Linked DNA regions of Homo sapiens: region 2 is linked to region 1. Evidence: chromatin loops called from intact Hi-C (ENCODE). Cell type or tissue: K562. All regions are shown on one strand. Each heading gives the region's core, and the rest is flanking DNA. Links, peaks and the distances in the headings are about the cores only. Region 1 has its middle 8.3 kb from the start of GMNN. Region 2 overlaps KIAA0319.

Region 1 (4,396 bases), core at 222-4,221:
AAGAAGTGGAGCGATCTTTCCAGGGTCACATTATGATAGCACCAGGGTAAGGGTCAGAATTAGTTCATTCTGTTTAATGTAAGTCTGTTGTGAAAGACGTGGTGCTGAGCCTTGGGGATACAGACGCAAATAGGATGCTATCCTTCTCCCACCAACTTTTGCAACCTGCAAGCCCTCCCTCTCTTCTTCCATTTCATCTGGCCCCCGCCTGTTTAGCGCCTACTTATCCTTCACATGTCAGTTTAGATGTCGCTTCATCTGGGAAACTTTTCTACCTACTTCTAAGACTTCCTTCTCTCAGGTCCTTCATACCTTTTACCTACTCTCTTGCATTTCTCACATTGTCTTCTAATAACAATTAAACATACTTTTCTGTTCTTCCCCACTGGGCCTCCCTTTCGCCTCTGGTTGAGCTGAGAAGAGTAACACAAACCATGCCACTAGGACCCACACCAATGCTTCCATTCTCCCAAGAAGGCCAATGGCCAGGGCAATCGACAGTAAGTTCTTGAGGGCAGTAGGACTGTGTCTGTGGCACCATCATACCCTCAATACCTAGCCCCCTACCTGGCAAATGGTAATTGCTCAGAAGTTGTCTGCTTTATAATGATTGAATGAACCACATGACCATGTGTCCGCAATTGGTGGGTTCTTGGTCTCACTGACTTCAAGAATGAAGCCACGGACCCTCACGGTGAGTGTTACAGCTCTCAAGGCAGTGTGTCTGGCGTCTGTCCCTTCTGATGTTCAGATGTGTTCGGAGTTTCTTCCTTCTGGTGGGTTCGTGGTCTCGCTAGCTCAGGAGTGAAGCTGCAGACCTTCGCGGTGAGCATTACAGCTCTTAAAGCAGCGTGTGTGGAGTTGTTCATTCCTCCCGGTGGGCTCGTGGTCTTGCTGGGCTCAGGAGTGAAGCTACAGATCTTCACAGTGAGTGTTACAGCTCATAAAAGCAGCGTGGACCCAAAGAGTGAGCAGTAGCAACATTTATTGCAAAGAGCAAAAGAACAAAGCTTCCACAATGACGAAGAGGACCCTAGCAGGTTGCCAATGCTGGCTTGGGCAGCCTGCTTTTATTCTCTTATCTGGCCCCACCCACATCCTGCTGATTGGTAGAGCCGAGTGGCCTGTTTTGTCAGGGCGCTGACTGGTGCGTTTACAATCCCTGAGCTAGATACAAAGGTTCTCCACTCCCCATCAGATTAGTTAGATACAGAGTTTCCACACACAGGTTCTCCAAGGCCCCACCACAGCAGCTAGATACAGAGTGTCGATTGGTGCATTCACAAACCTTGAGCTAAACACAGGGTGCTGATTGGTGTATTTACAATCCCTGAGCTAGATATAAACACTCTCCACGTCCCCACCAGACTCAGGAGGCCAGCTGGTTTCACCTAGTGGATCCCGCGCCGGGGCTGCAGGTGGAGCTGCCTGCCAGTCCTGCGCCGTGGGCTCGCATTCCTCAGCCCTTGGGTGGTCGATGGGACTGGGCGCTGTGGAGCAGGAGGTGGTGCTCGTCGGGGAGGCTCGGGCCGCACAGGAGCCCATGGAGTGGGTGGGAGGCTCAGGCATGGCGGGCTGCAGGTCCCGAGCCCTGCCCCGCGGGAAGGCAGCTAAGGCCCGGCGAGAAATCGAGCGCAGCACTGGTGGGCCGGCACTGCTGGGGGACTCAGTACACCCTCCGCAGCCAATGGCCCGGGTGCTAAGTCCCCCATTGCCTGGGGCCAGCAGGGCTGGCTGGCTGCTCCGAGTGTGGGGCCCACCAAGCCCACGCCCACCCGGAACTCCAGCTGGCTCGCAAGCGCCGCACGCAGCCTCCGTTCCCGCTCCTGCCTCTCCCTCCACACCTCCCTGCAAGCTGAGGGAGTGGGCTCCGGCCTTGGCCAGCCCAGAAAGGGGCTCCCACAGTGCAGTGGGGGGCTGAAGGGCTCCTCAAATGCCACCAAAGTGGGAGCCCAGGCAGGGGAGGTGCCGAGAGCAAGCGAGGGCTCTGAGGACTGCCGGCATGCTGTCACCTCTCAACTATATGCTAAATGTTGGAATAGAACTTTGAGAAATGTCATCTTTCCCAGGCAAATAAAAAATTATAGAGTAGGAGAGTTATTCTTTTTGGAGGTGGACAAAGGGACTAGCTGATTTCTGGAGGTCCCTACCAATCCAATGATTCTGAGTTTGATTTAATATATTCCTTGTGTGGGGAAATAGTATCATTTTTTTCTTTTTTATTAAAATTCCGAAGAACATTACATTCTTAGTAATGTTTAATGAAATGAAATGTTTAATGAAACATGTTTAATGTTTAATGAAAGTCTAGTTTGCTCAGTAGGTGAGAAAGATCAATATAGGTTGTTAGATGAATGAGTCTTTCAAATTAAAGATCTGCTTTAATTACATTAGATAGCATTGCCACCTAGTGGGTAGTACAAAATTCTTCACGGAACTACATGCCATGAATATTTCTTGGTAAATTATTGTGAATAAGGTTATTAACGTTCTGAAACTGAATCTAAACCGGCTAGTTCAGGAAGAATTCTGTTGGCCTGCTATTTACTGTACGCAGGAGTTCCAGCTAACTTCTTATCATGAAGTCAGCAGAGATTTCGGATAAGAAAAGTTCAAAATTTCTCCGAGACTTTTGTCCTTATAATAAATCCCACTAAGGGGGTTACAGAATTATGTGTTCAAAATATACTTGAATAAATTTTTTTTTTTTTTTTGAGACAGGGTCTCACTGTGTTGTCCAGGCTGGAGTGCAGATCACTGAAGCCCTGCCCTCCTGCCTCAGCCTCCAGAATAGCTGGGATAAAGGTGTGTGCCACAAAAACTGGCTAATTTTTGTATTTTCTATAAAGACAAGGTATCACTATGTTGCGCAGGTTGGTCTTGAACTCCTGGGCTTAAGCTATCCTCCTGCCTTGGCTTCCCAAAGTGCTGGGATTACAGGCATGAGCCATTGCACCCGGCCCTTGAGTAAATTACTTTCTCTGTGTGGTTACATTATCAATTTGCTACACAGTTAGAATTGTTTTAGGGTTTGCTGTTTCATCCATTCTTATTTAATGTTTTCGAACATTTAAAAATAAATATTTCAAGCATGGAGAAAAACTAAAGGTTTTTTACACTAAACACCTGTATACCCACTGCCTAGATTCTACCGTCAACATTTTAATATATCTTCTTTATTGCATCTACCTATACATTCCTGTCTCTATCCATCCATCTTATTTTTATTTTATTTATTTTTTTTTTTGAGACATTGTCACGCTCTGTCACCCAGACTGGAGTGTAGTGGCGTGACCTCGGCTCACTGCAATCTCTGCCTCCTGGGTTCAAGCGCTTCTCATGCCTCAGCCTCCCGAGTAGCTGCGATTACAAGCACCCGCCACCAAACCCAGCTAATTTTTGTATTTTTAGTAGAGATGGGGTTTCGCCATATAAGCCAGGTTGGTCTCAAACTCCTGACTTCAAGTGAGTGATCCACCCACCTCAGCCTCCCAAAGTGCTGGGCCCATCTTATTTTTAAATAAACATTTCAAAATAAACTGCATTTTGGCCAGGGACAGTGGCCATTTACTTTAAAAACCGAATCTGGAATCTAAGAAAAATTAACCATTTTGGGCCAGGCGTGGTGGCTCATGCTTGTAATCCCAGCAACTTGGAAGGCTGGGGTGGGCAGATCACCTGAGGTCAGGAGTTCGAGACCAGCCTGGCCAACATGGGGTAATCCCGTCTCTACTGAAAACACAAAAATTAGCTGGGTGTGGTGATGAGTGCCTGTAATCCCAGCTATTCAGGAGACTGAGGCAGGAGAATCGCTTGAAGTTGGCAGAAGTGGCCGAGATCATGCGACTTCTGTCAGCCTGGGTGACAGAGTAAGACTCTGTCTCAAAAAACAACAACAACAACAACAAAAAAACCCCCTGCATTTTACAAAACATTTAATAGTTCAAAAGTGAAAAATTAGGTTGGGCGCAGTGGCTCACGCCTGCAATCCCAGCACTATTCCCCCATCCTATTCCGCACTCTCTTAAGCAACCACAAACATTTTCTATTTTTCATTAGTTTCAGATGTAGCCTTTCTCTGTGGGTTTTTGTAGTTGTTGTTGTTGGTGGTGGTGATGGTGGTTAGACAGAGTCTGGCTCTGTGCCCAGGCTGGAATGCAGTGGCACCATCTCAGCTCACTGTAACCTCAGCCTCCCGGATTCAAGCAATTCTCCTGCCTCAGCCTCCCGAGTACCTGGGACTAAAGGTGTACACCACCACACCTGGCTAATTTTTTGTATTTTTAGTAGAGGCAGGGTTTCGCCATGTTGACCAGGCCGGACTTGAACTCCTGACCTCAAGTGATCTGCCCACATCGGCCTCCCAAAGTGTTGGGATTACAGACATGAGCCACCA
Region 2 (4,396 bases), core at 253-4,252, 190 kb before region 1:
ATAAAATGCAATTACCTGTTACACTGATAAGGTTGAACCTAGTCAACCACAGGATGTTTTCAACCTATTCTTATTTACATGGACACCTGTAGTTAACACAGGGGCCCCTTCCACATATACTCCCATAGAAGAAACGATCTCTGAATGAATTTTAAAAAACCACCACGCTCCCTCACTGAAGACATCCCTTCTAAGAGTTCTTAAAAGTGATTTTCCCATCTGGTGGGGGGCACCTCCCCTCCCAAGTCAGGTCACGGGAGCTCCTCTATATAAAGATATATATATATATATATATCTTATATATCTCATATATATCTTATATATCTCATATATATATCTTATATATCTCATATATCTTATATATCTCATATATATCTTATATATCTTATATATATATACATATATATATACACAAAGTGATTTTCCAACTGCTAACCATATATACCACACCAGAAGGAGATTCTTCAATAATTGCTCTAATTCCCTATCAAATGGCCAGGCGCTAAAGAACTTTCTAATAGAATAGACGAAAGGTGAAGGGAAAATAAGCACAGGATAGAGGAGCTAAAGGAACTAAAGAAGACATAAAACTAAAGAAGGAGGTGATCGTTTATCAAAGTAACAGCCCATAAGTCCTCCTAGCTTTGATGCAGAGCACTCATTACATTTCGTAGCACGTAGAGAAAAAAAGAAATCCCTAAACTATCTCAGGATACACACGGCTGCCATCAATGAGGGCTGACGTCAAAGGCAAAGTGAGCTCTTGCAGTTGGGGAGAAACAACTGCTACAGGTGGCAGGTTGACTCTTCTGGCTGTAACAAAAAAAAGGACAGTGACTGAGCCCATCTTGTGTAGGCATATGTCATTACCCACATAAAATCATCTACTTTAAAAAATTGATTATACATGTCCTGTCAAGAAGGTGTTTATCCTACAGGCCTCAACTATGGAGAGCACTTTTTAAAGTCTGGAGTCTCTCTATGAATTTCAGGAGCTTGTCTGGACATTTACACTTTTGCATGTAAGCCCAGGCTCAGTGAAGATGTACAATAATAACCAAGGGGCTCATCACAGAATGTGAGCAGTAATTACAGAGCAGGAGCAAGGGATGAAGGGATTACAGTTCCAGCTCCTTGGATTGAGTGGATCTTATATCTCTAACTGAAGGCAACTCCCCCCCCCACCCCCCATAACCATATGCAAAAGATAGAGCTGTCAGGCCCTCAGGGTGGGCTGAAGTGGGTACAAGGGAGGTTCACCTTGATTGGGTCGGTTGTGCCCTCAGCACAGGTGAGGGGTTGGTGGAGGCTGAAAGCCAGCCCATGTTCTACTCACCAAGCCAGGGCTGTGCCCACCCAGCCCAAGAACCACCTGTTTCTAATTCACATGAATGCACTGACCGATGGGCATACATTTTCCCCTGACCTCTTGGTTGCTCAGTTGAATGTATTCAACATGCCCCTGCTTCGAAGGTGAAGCTGAATCACGGAGAGTGGAGGTAGAAGTTAGAGTGGATGGTGTAAATGTCAGATAGAGAGGGCTAAGGTAGATTTGCCACCATTCGAGAGCAGCCAGCAATAACCTTGTCAAGCAAGTACAAAGTGTTATGCGAAAGGTAGAAAAAAAAACCAAAAATATAATCTTTGCGTGTTTTCTCTACAATGGAGCCTAATACAAAATAGGTTTTGTCTCTCTAGGTAGATAGGTAGACAGATATAGAGTCATCCAGGCACCAAAAATTGAGATAAATATGTACAACAGGAGGTCATTCTCTTACACCGGCTTACCAGGCTTAACAGTGACATTGACAAATCCTTCTCCAAAGGCGTTTTCACTAGAAACAGTGACTTTGAAGACATAAAGTCCGACGGACAACTGTAACATAAAGAAAAGTTGTACAGTTCAACATGCAAGACGTGATGGGTCCACTACGTAGAAAAAGCTAAAATGTCCCAGAAGCCGCACTCCTAAAGTCAGCATAGAGAAGGGGCTCAGGAGACAGTCTCATTTGGATCTGTCAAGAGGCTGCCGCATGTTTGAAGCCTGAATTCTGGAGCACTAAAGATCACCTAGACAGGCCTTTAGCTTCGCTGCAGAGGGCTTCAAAGAGGCCTGGGTGAGATGGACCAGCAGAGGGCAGCAGTTCTCAAATGTGTGTATGGAACCATGCATTTTTACCACCTAGCTCTGGTGCATTGGTTGCCGGTGGTCTGGATGCCACACTTTGAGAAACACAGCTCCATGACATGAGGGTGATGCAAGTCTGTGTTGTACCATTAGCTGTGTGGTCCCAGGAGATGAAGTCAACATAATCATCTGGTAGGAGACTAGATCTCTAGTCGCTAAGTCGGTTTATATATCCTCCTAGGCCAGAAAGAGGGCATGTTTCTTGTGAGTGCTTGTATCATAGAACAATATGTGATAGGGCAAATTGTGACCTGGAATGGAATTATTGGCAACTCTAGAGATGTGCCGGACTGAGAACCAGAGATAAGTAGAATGTCCTTAACACTGCAAGGAGAGCAAGAGTTACAACAGGTTTTTAACCTCTCTGCAATGCTTGTGGGACAACCAGGCTCTTTTCCCCAAACTGAGATATACTAAGTAACCCAAATAAAGAAACGCCATCCAAAGCCTCTTAACCATCTGCCTGCCTACTTGCATGCCTGAAACTTTATTCATTCATATCCTACTTTTGATCTTACCATGAGAAAGATGTTTGCAGCTGGGCGTGGTGGCTCATGCCTGTAATCCCAACACTTTGGGAGGCCAAGGAGGGCAGATCACTTGAGGTCAGGAATTCAAAACCAGCCTGGCCAACATGGCGAAACCCCACCTCTACAAAAAATACAAAAAAATTAGCCGGGTGTGGTGACGTGCACCTGTAATCCCAGCTACTCAGGAGGCTGAGGCAGGAGAATCACTTGAACCCGGGAGGCAGAGGTTGCAGTGAGCTGTAATTGCGCTACTGCACTCCAGCCTGGGCAACAGAGCAAGACTCTGTCCCCAAAAAGAAGAAAGACGTTTGGGTTCAGTAGCTAAGAAGGTATTAACTGAGCTCTATGCCGTTACGCTGTGCTGTTAGACACAACCAGTCTCCAGTTACTTACTTGAGAGAGGTTAAGAGTTTGCTTGTGTCCTTGTTTTATTTCACCTTGGTAGTCTGTGGGGTGGCTTATTAAATTCCATTCATAGTTGTAGGTTGTTTCTGAGAGCAAAAAATAAATATGAGTAGTTATAAATTCTGAGAGGACACTAGATAACCTGGGCAGAGGGAAGATGACAGCCTTTAAACCACCAGTGCAGATTACCTTAGATATACTCAACTCAGCTTTCTTTTTTTTTTTTAACTTATATATATATTTTTTGTTTATTTGTTTTTATCCCCTCACTCTTGTTATCATCTTATGAACTTGACTTTCAACTATCAGCCAAGATAACATGTATCTTCTTAATGTAACATTTCTTTTTTTGTTATAAAAACATACGTCTTACAGGAAATTTTTAAAATGTATAAAGTTAAAAAAAAAAAAACCTCCCTAACTTAACCATTAGTATGTGATGAGTTTTTTCCTAGGGGGCTACATCTGACTATCCATATCAGTTTTAACATAGTATAATACATTGTGCTTTTCTCTTTTTAACAAAAGGCAAGGAGATTTCAATTCATTTGATCTGTTGTAGGGGTTTATTTAAGGACACAAAAACAGTATAAACATGTCTATGTTAAGATGAAACTGTCTCCCAGCTGCAGATATTAGTAGTTAAAATATAAGGTACCTCACCTCAAAGGATTAAAATGCAAATGCCAAATATTATCATCTCTGTGTATAAAATTTTGACCAATATGTGGTGGAGAAAAAAATGAATTAAGGAACTAACCTGAATGAGAAATAGTCAAACACCTTAAGAATGAGTTTACCTTAAAAACAATGCATTTGACAGGCCACAGGTCCCAGGTCAAATGCTTACTGAATGGTAGAGCACTGGACAAGTAGAAGAAAGAGCATTTTGAATAAATTTTTTTGAGCAGCTAGTGTGAGGCATCCTGAGAACCTGAGAGCCGTGATTGTCAATGCCACAGTATCTGCAAACAAACCTATGGGTGCACGCCACTTCCCTCTCATCCCGGTGGAATCTTCCCAGGTTCTATGGGTTATTACAGTTCAAGAACTGGTACGTGGCAGCCTCTCCTGATCTGCTTTGCATCATCAGAAATTTATGACTTTCCATCCTGACCAATTAAACGATATATACTGTATTTAATTTCCTAGATTCTTACTCCATTTGAAACTATTTCAACAAATGTTGATGCTTAAGAATAATCAAAGCCTTGTCCTCCACCTTTGTTTGTGACGTCGTGCAATACTGTGAAAAAGAATCGGCGTTGTAAAT

What was found. Hi-C counts contacts between places; a loop is a spot of excess contacts. Peaks named below come from ENCODE experiments on the same cell type or tissue, not always from the same donor. Only the 100,000 strongest peaks of a DNase experiment are listed, where the experiment ranks them.
Region 2: a loop joins it to region 1, with 13 times the contacts of the local background. A loop is called at or near these places in 96 of 110 quality-filtered maps.

Annotation. Positions count from the first base shown.
Region 1 is chr6:24,764,482-24,768,877 of GRCh38, forward strand. No RefSeq gene overlaps it. Among named protein-coding and RNA genes, the nearest start is that of GMNN, 8.3 kb to the right of the region's middle. In K562, for the core only: a CTCF peak has its summit at 2,419 (motif pointing left); a DNase peak (open chromatin) is centred at 2,388.
Region 2 is chr6:24,579,138-24,583,533 of GRCh38, forward strand. It overlaps KIAA0319, which reads right to left. Exons shown (of 21, transcript NM_014809.4): 6 at 3,112-3,209; 7 at 1,789-1,876; 8 at 721-813. Among named protein-coding and RNA genes, the nearest start is that of KIAA0319, 65 kb to the right of the region's middle. In K562, for the core only: a CTCF peak has its summit at 2,128 (motif pointing right); a DNase peak (open chromatin) is centred at 2,144; H3K27me3 peaks cover 1,126 bases.